Regions from separate parts of the Homo sapiens genome. Here region 1 is linked to region 2. Evidence: read pairs that join two places in POLR2A ChIA-PET (ENCODE). Cell type or tissue: PC-9. All regions are shown on one strand. Links, peaks and the distances in the headings refer to the core of each region. The heading gives the core; the rest is flanking DNA.

What was found. ChIA-PET counts read pairs that join two places held together with the same protein. Peaks named below come from ENCODE experiments on the same cell type or tissue, not always from the same donor. Only the 100,000 strongest peaks of a DNase experiment are listed, where the experiment ranks them.
Region 1: POLR2A ChIA-PET joins it to region 2 with 6 read pairs; 2 of 35 experiments call an interaction of 5 or more read pairs at or near these places.

Annotation. Positions count from the first base shown.
Region 1 is chr20:18,421,134-18,425,540 of GRCh38, reverse strand. The region is part of intron 10 of DZANK1 (double zinc ribbon and ankyrin repeat domains 1); the gene reads left to right. It also overlaps the pseudogene GCNT1P1. Among named protein-coding and RNA genes, the nearest start is that of DZANK1, 44 kb to the left of the region's middle. In PC-9, for the core only: no CTCF peak of the experiment used is centred there; no DNase peak of the experiment used is centred there.
Region 2 is chr20:17,580,477-17,584,883 of GRCh38, reverse strand. The region is part of intron 1 of DSTN (destrin, actin depolymerizing factor); the gene reads right to left. Among named protein-coding and RNA genes, the nearest start is that of DSTN, 13 kb to the right of the region's middle. In PC-9, for the core only: no CTCF peak of the experiment used is centred there; no DNase peak of the experiment used is centred there; H3K27ac peaks cover 805 bases.

The DNA of each region.
Region 1 (4,407 bases), core at 147-4,146, 840 kb before region 2:
CTCACTCTGTCACCCAGGCTGGGGTGCAGTGGTGCAGTCTCGGCTCACTGCAACCTCCGCCTCCCTGGTTCAAGCGATTCTCCTGCCTCAGCCTCCTGAGTAGCTGGGATTACAGGCACATGCCATCACGCCTGGCTAATTTTTGTATTTTTAGTAGAAACGGGGTTTCACCATGTTGGCCAGGCTAGTCTCAAACGCCTGACCTCGTGATCCGCCCAACTCGGCCCCACAAAGTGCTGGGATTACAGGCTTGAGCCACTGCGCCCTCTGACAAGATACCTTTTAATGTCGTCTAATCACGGACAGTCTAAGAGTAGTTGATTTGAGGGAACTCCTTTTGTTTCCAGCTTTATTGAGATATGATTTATATGCAGTAAAATTCACCTATTTTAATTGTACAGTTTGATGAATGTTGGTAATTATATATAGCCATTTTAACTACCACCACAATGAAGATATTTAACAGTTCTATTTACCCTGAAAAGTTTTCTCATTCTTCTTTCTAGTTGAGCCACTTCCCTGGTCACCAGACCCAAAAAATACAGATCTGTTTTGACACTATGATTTTGTCTTTTATGGAAGTATGTAGTTTTTTGTGAGTGCTTCATTTCCTTCACTTAGCAGAATGTTTTTGAGGTTCGTTCATGTTGTTGCATGTATTGATTTTTTTTTTCATTTTGATTGTTGAGTACTATTCCTCAGTATGGATCTACTGGTTGATTCATCCACAGGTACTCATGCTGTTTCCAGTGCCGGCACACTATGAATAATGCTGCATTACATGCAAATCTCTGTGTGGGCATAGTTTTCATTTTTCTTAGGTAAATACCTAGGAGTAGGATTGCTGGGTCCTATTTAAACGCATGTTTAATTTTATAAGATACTGCCCTATATGAAACTGGAACCTTCATATATTGCTGGTAGGAACAGAAGTGGTATACATTCATATATTGCTGGCATATCACTTGTGTTTCTACTAGCAATATATAAAGGTTCCAGTTTCTCTGCATCATCTCCAACACTTGATATCACCTGTCATTTTTTTCTTTTCTTTTCTTTTTTTTTTTTTTTGTTGTTGTTGTTATTGAGACGGAGTCTTGCTCTGTCGCCCAGGCTGGAGTGCAGTGGCACAATCTTGGGTCACTGCAACCTCCACCTTCTGGGTTCAAGCCATTCTCCTGCCTCAGCCTCCCAAGTAGCTGGGACTACAGGTGCCTGCCACCATGCTTGACTAATTTTTTTGTTGTATTTTTAGTAGAGATGGGGTTTCACCATATTGGCCAGGCTGGTTTTGAACAACTGACCTCAGGTGATCCACCCGCCTTGGCCTCCCAAAGTGCTGGGATTACAGGCATGAGCCACCGCGCCCGGCCGGTATCACCAATCATTTTAATCATGATATTCCCTTTTTACCATTTTAATGTATGTAGGATCTATTCCCCTCTTTCATGCCTGATATTTGTAATATGTGTGTTCTTTCTTTATCATTCCTTCTCTCTCTGTCTGGCTTGTAAATTTTATTGATCTTTTCAAGATCTAGCTAGATCTTTTCAAAGAACTAGCTTCTGGTTAATTCATTTGCTCTATTTTTTTGAATCCTATTTTTTTTATTTTGCTCTTTATTTATTCTCTTTTCTTTGGGTTTAATCTGATTTTCTTTTTCTAATTTTTAAGATGAGAACTCAAATTATTCATTTCAAATTTTTCTTATTTTCTAACACAAACTATAAATTTCTAAGAACTTCTTTGGCAGCATCCTATGTATTTTCATTATAATTCAGTTTAAAACATTTTCTCATTTATCAGTGATTTCTTCTTTGACCTATGACTTATTTATTTGATTCCAAAACATATGCACTTTCTCTACTTATCTTACTCTTATTGAGGTCAAATTTAATTCCATTAATGGTCAGAGAGCACACTCTGTATAATTTCAGTTATTTTAAATTAATGAGGTTTATTTTATGGCCCAGCATCTAACTTGGAAAACATATCAGGTGCATTTGAAAAGAATGTGTGTTCTGTCATTGTTGCGTATTCTATAAATATCAATTAAATCAATGTGGAATGTTGCACAGATATTATATATCTTTGCTTATTTTTGTCTAGTTTTTCTAGCAAATAATGAAAACGGGGTATTGGAAAGCTCCAACTATAGGAAGTGAAAGACTTGTACATTAAAAACTATAAAACATTGATGAAGGAAATTGAAGAACACACAAATATAGTAATGCATCACTTAATGACAGGGAAACATTCTGAGAAATGCATTGTTAGGTTGTTTCATTGTTGTGTTAGCATCATGGCATGTACAGTACTTTCACAAACCTAGATGGTATAGCCTACTGCATACCTAGGCTATCTGGTATAGCCTATTGCTCCTAGGTTGCAAACTTTACTCAGTGTTCTAGGCACTTGTAATACAAATCACAAGGTGATAGAGGTTTTTGGCTTCTATAAAATATGATGGGGCCCACTGTCATATGTGGAGTTCATCATTGACCAAAATATCATTATGTCGTGCATGACTATAAATGGAAAGATATCCCATGTTCATGGACTGGAGGAATTAATATTGTTAAAAAGTCCATAATACCTAAAGAGAGATCTACAGATTGAATGCAATCCCTATCAAAATTTTGCTGACATTTTTCACAGAAATAGAAAAAAATCTTAAAATTTGTATGGAACCACAAAAGACCCTGAATAGCCAAATCAATTTTGAGAAAAAAAAAAAAAAAGAACAAAGCCAGAGACATCACACTTCCTGAGCTACTATAAAGCTATACAGGCTGAGTATCACTTATCTGAAATAGTTGGGACCAGAAGTATTTGGATTTTAGGTTTTCTGGACTTTGGAATATTTATGTATTTATAATGAGATATCTTGATGATGGGACCCAAGTCTAAACATGAAATTCTTTATGTTTCTTATACACGTTATACAAATGGCCTGAAGGTAATTTTATATAATATTTTAAATAACATAGTGCATGAAACAAAGTTTTGACTGCATTTCAACTGTGACCCATCACATAGGTCAGTTTGGATTTAGGACCATTTTAGATTTTAGATTTTCAGATTAGAGATATTCAGCATATAGTAATCAGAACAGCATGGTACTAGCATAAAAACAGGCATGTAGACCAATGGACAAGAATAGAGAGCCCAGAAATAAATTCATGCATCTACCATCAATTGATTTTCAACAAAAGTGCCAAGAACACACAATGGGGAAAGGATAGTCTCTTCAATAAGTGGTTTGGGAAAAACTGGATATTTACATGCAGAAGCATGAAATTAGATCCTTATCTCACACCATATACTAAAATCAACACAAAATGGATTAAACTGAAAAACTTCTATTGGAAAACATAGGGAAAAAGCTTATGACATTAGTCTGGGCAATGATTTTTTTCGGATATGACCCCCAAAGCACCGGCAACAAAAGCAAAAAATAGACAAACAGAATTACATCAAACTAAAAAGCTTCTGCACAGCAAAGGAAACAATGAACACAGTTAAGAGACAACCTACAGAATGGAAGAAAATATGTTCAAACCATACATCTGATAAGGGATTAATATCCAGTACATATAAGGAACTCAAACAACTCAATAGTAAGTAAACAAATAATGCCATTAAAAATGGGCAAAGGGAGCAGTCCTGCATGGCTTCTGCTAGCAGAAGCTGCATGGTAGGGCAAACTGCTGTGCTCTGGGGCCAGATGATGCTCCAGGGTGGATGAGGCACCTGCAAATCCAGCTGAGCATTGCAAGCCACCCAGGGAGAGATTTTTTCAAAAGCCTATGGGACATACCATTATTCCTGGATGCCTAGTACATTTAAGATGCCTGACAGCATGAAAAGTACTTGGAATAAGTGCAGGATGTCACCTGGAATCAGAGTCCTAAGTGATCTGGACTTTCCTTAATTCTAAATGCGGCATTCTTCATTTCAAGGTGCCTTTGAGCTTCTGATAAATGCAAACTGACAACCCTCAAGGCACAATGGAGGGGAAATAGTTGGTGCTTAAAGCCTAGAAGACTGCCCTTAACCAAGCAAAGTCCCTGATTGGCATTTGAAATGCTGAGGCAGTTGCTGTGGAGACATTTTTCTTATCCCACTAAATACCACTTTGTGGTTCTTATTTTTTCCCTAGTCACCTCCGTTTTAAGGATTCATCAAAAGTCCAAATCTGTAAGCGTCACATATGTGGAGCTTGTTGGAGAGAATCCTAGTAGTCATATTAATTGCACCAAAGTTTTACGGGGGGGATGTAGATGAAATCCAAAAGGTAAAACTTGAGATGCTAACAGTGAAATTTACTAAGTGCCCTTGGTGTATACCTGACGGCTTTATAAACATGACCAGTTATGTACTTCTTCATGTACTTCTTTCATCAAG
Region 2 (4,407 bases), core at 205-4,204:
TGCCAAGTTTTGAAAAGCATGTGGGAAATACTTATGACTTACTTTCAGTGAATGAAGAAGCTGGATATAAAGTTACATGTACAGTATAATCTCAATTATGAAAAACAGTACAGAAGAAAAAGAAGTTCCACAATTTTATCTCTAAAAGTGAGGCTATAACTGATTTTTATCTTCTCTCTAGTTTTCTATATTTTCTAAGTTTTCTCTGGTAAGCCTTTTTTTTTTTTTTTTGAGACGGAGTTTCGTTCTTGTTGCCCAGGCTGGAGTGCAATGGCGTGACCTCGGCTCACTGCAACTTCCGCCTCCTGGGTTCAAGCGACTCTCCTGCCTCAGCCTCCCGAGTAGCTGGGATTACAGGCATGCGCCAACACGCCCGGCTAATTTTTTTGTATTTTTAGTAGAGATGGGGTTTCTCCATGTTGGTCAGGCTGGTCTCGAACTCCCAACCTCAGGTGATCCGCCTGCCTCAGCCTCCCAAAGTGCAGGGATTACAGGCGTGAGCCACTGTGCCCTGCAGGTAAGCATATTTTTTTATATTAGAAATACACACACCTTTTTGATTCAGTGATTTCATACCTAGGACTCTCTTTTGAAGAAATGCAAGATTTATGCACAAGATGACAGAGTATTTCTTATAAAAATAAATTTAACATGAGGGTGATGTACATGCATGATATTATTAAACAATTTAAGTAGTTTTTACAGATATATTCTATATACCATGAAATTTACCCGTTTAAAGTGTAGTAAATTCAGTGGGTTTTCAGTATAGTCACAAAGTTGTGCATCCATCACCACCACTTCCTAATCTTAGACCATTTTGAACACCACAAAAAGAAACCCTGGGCTGGGTGTAATGGCTCATGCCTATAATCTCAGCACTTTGGGAAGTTGAGGCAGGAAGATCACTTGAGTCCAGGAGTTCAAGACCAACCTCGGCAAAATAGTGAGACCTCATCTTGACAAAAAAACTTTTTAAAATTGCCAGGGATGGTGGTATGGGCCTGTAGTTCCAGCTATTCAGGAGGCTGAGGTGGGAGGATCACTTGAGTCAGCGTGGTAGAGGCTGCAGTGAGCTATGCTCATGCCACTGCACTCCAACCTGGGTGACAGAGACCTTGTCTCAAAAAAAAAAAAAAAAAAAAAAAGAAACTCCAAACCCATTAGCAGTCATTCCTCATTCCCACTCCCACCCACCCCAGCCCTTACTAACCACTAATGTACTTTCTGTCTCTATGGATCTGTGTATTCTGGACATTTTGTATAAATGGAATCACACAATATGTCATCTTTTGGGACTGGTTTCTTTCACTTAGCATATTTTCAATGTTCATCCACGTTGTAGCATGTATCAGTATTTCATTTCTTTTTATTGCCAAATAATATTCCCTTCCCTTGCATGGATATACTACATTTATCCATCTATCCATCAACTGATGAACACTGGGTTATTATCACTTTTGGCAACTATGAATAATAATGCTATGCACATTTGTGTACAAGTTTTTGTGTGGACATACATTTTCATTTTGCTTGGATATGTAGGTAGGAGTAAACTGCTGAGTCATACGGTAGCTCCCAAGTTTAATTTTTTCAGGCACTGCCAAACTATTTTCCAAAATTACTGCGCCATTTTACATTCTCACCAGCAATGTATGGGTGCTCCAACTTCATAGCCTGGCCAACATTTGCTACAATAATCTTTTCATTATAGCTGTCTTAGCAGGTACAAAGCAGTATTTGCGGTTTTGATCTGCATTTCCCTAATGGCTAATGATGTTCTGCATTTTTTTCCATTGGCTTATTAGTCATTTGCACATCTTTAGAGAAACAGCTATTCAAATCCTTTGCCCAAACAAGTGGGTTTTTGATTGTTGAGTTGTAAGTCCTTTAATATATTCTACACACAAGCTCCTTGTCAGGTATATGATTTGCAAACATCTTTTCCTATTCTGTGGGTTGTGTTTTCATTTCCTTGATGGTGTTCTTTGATGAACATTTTTGAATACAATGAAGTCCAATTTATCTATTTTTGTCACTTGTGCTCTTGGTGTCATTGCCTAGAAAGGCCAGGAAAACTACCAACAAAAATTGCCTAACACAAGTTCACAGAGATTTATACCTATGTGTTCTAGAAGTTCATAGCTTTAGTGCTCACATTTAGATTTATGATCCATTTTAAGTTAAATACAACATACAGTATGAAGCAGGGATCCAAATACGTTCTTTTGCATGCGGATATCCAATTGTGCCAGCACCATTTGTTGAAAACACTATTCTCCCCCCAACTGAATTATCCTGGCACTCACGTCACACTGGGAAATGGGAAATACAGTTTTATCCTTTATAGATTAACTCAAGTGTGTGAGAAAAATCTATATTGGCAGTCTCCAGATAGTCACTCTCTCATTCCCTTATTTTCATCATAATACGTATAAAATCTGCAATTATCTTATTTGTTTACTTATTTCTTAACTGTCTCTCCCATTAGAATGTATACTTCGGGGCCGGGTGTGGTGGTTCACACCTGTAATCCCAGCACTTTGGGAGGCTGAGGCAGGCAGATCATGAGGTCAGGAGTTTGAGACCAGCCTGGCCAACATGGTTGAAAACCCATCTCTACTAAAGATATAAAAAATTAGCGAGGCGTGGTGGCGCGCACCTGTTAATCCCAGTAGTCAGAAGACTGAGGCAGGAGAATCGCTTGAACCTAGGAGGCGGAGGTTGCAGTGAGCCAAGATCACGCTATTGCACTCCAGCCTGGGCAACAGGGTGAGACTCAGTCTCAAAAAAAAAAAAAAAAAAATGTATATTTCATAGAGACAGGGACTTTTTCTTGTATATTATTGAATCTCTAGAGCCTACAACAACAGTGCCAGGTTCCTAGAAGGTAGTTAATAATTACTTCTTGAAAAAATGAGAATATATATTAAATGGCTTAAAAGAAAATGTCCCAAATGTTAATACTTTGGTTGGAACTGTCATTACAGCTAAATTTTTCTTAATGTTCTACAATGAATATATACTACTTTTATATAATCAACTATGAAATTATGGTATTTTAAAGATTTATAAAACTTTTGAATCAATTTTTTTATTCCTCAAAATTCTAAGAACCTCAATTTATGCTAAACTATTTTGTTTTAGTTCTTTTATAGGACCTCAAGCATAGTGACACCATCAAATATCTGGTAGATCAGGTCTAAGCCTTACGAGCCATCTTTGATAGTCTTCTTTCCCTTATGCCACACATCCAAATTATCATTAAGTCCTTCCAGCTCTACCCCCAAAATATATATCCAATCTTACCACCTCTCATTATTAACAAATCTTAATTCAAGCTACCACCATCTACCATCTGAATAAAGCAATAGTTGGTTGTGTTGTTGTTTGTTTGTTTAGGGACAGGGTCTCGCTTTGTCACTCAGGCTGGAGGGCAATGGCGTGAACTTGGCTCACCATAGCCTCGACCTCCTGGGGTCAAGTAATCTCCTGCTTCAGCTTCCTAAGTAGCTAGGACTACAGGTACGTGCCACCATGCCTGGTTATTTATGTTTTATTTTTTGGTAGAGACGGGTTCTCTCTATGTTGCCCAGGGTAGTCTTTAACTCCTGGCCTCAAGTGATCCTCTCACCTCGGCCTCCCAAAGCATTGGGATTACAAGCATGGGTCACCACACACAGCCAGCAATAGTTTCTTAATTGGTCTTTGTCCCCATTTGTATGTCTCTACACATCAACCACAGGGATAAATCATATCTCGCTCCACTACACTACTTAACACCTCCCCACCATCACACACCCAATGGCTTCCTGGTGTCATCAGAATAAAATTCAAATTCCTCACCTTTGACCTAATGGCCCTTTCTGGTCTAGTTCTTGCCTATAATCTATTTTCTACTTATTTCCCCCTTGTTGACTGAATGCTAACCACACAAGCCTTTTTTCTGTCCCTGGCAAATGTCAAGCTCATTCTCTTCTACAGGCCCTTCTACTTAAGAGTTCCTTCTGCCCTAAATGCTCTTCACATAGCTAGCTCTTTATTGCCATGTAAGTCCTACCTCAAAAGAGGCCTTCTCTAAATTCTAGCTAAAGTAGCCCAACTCTTCCAGTACTTCCCATTTTTTTTTTTTTTTGAGACGGAGTTTCACTCTTGTCCCCCAGGCTGGAGTGCAATGGCACGATCTCGGCTCACTGCAACCTCCGCCTCCCGGGTTCAAGTGATTCTCCTGCCTCAGCCTCCCAGAGTAGCTGGGATTACAGGCGCGTGCCATCACACCTGGATAATTTTTGTATTTTTAGTAGAGACAGGGTTTCACCATGTTGGCCAGGCTGGTCTCAAACTCCTGACCTCAGGTGATCCACCCACCTCAGCCTCACAAAGTGCTGGATTACAAGCATGAGTCAC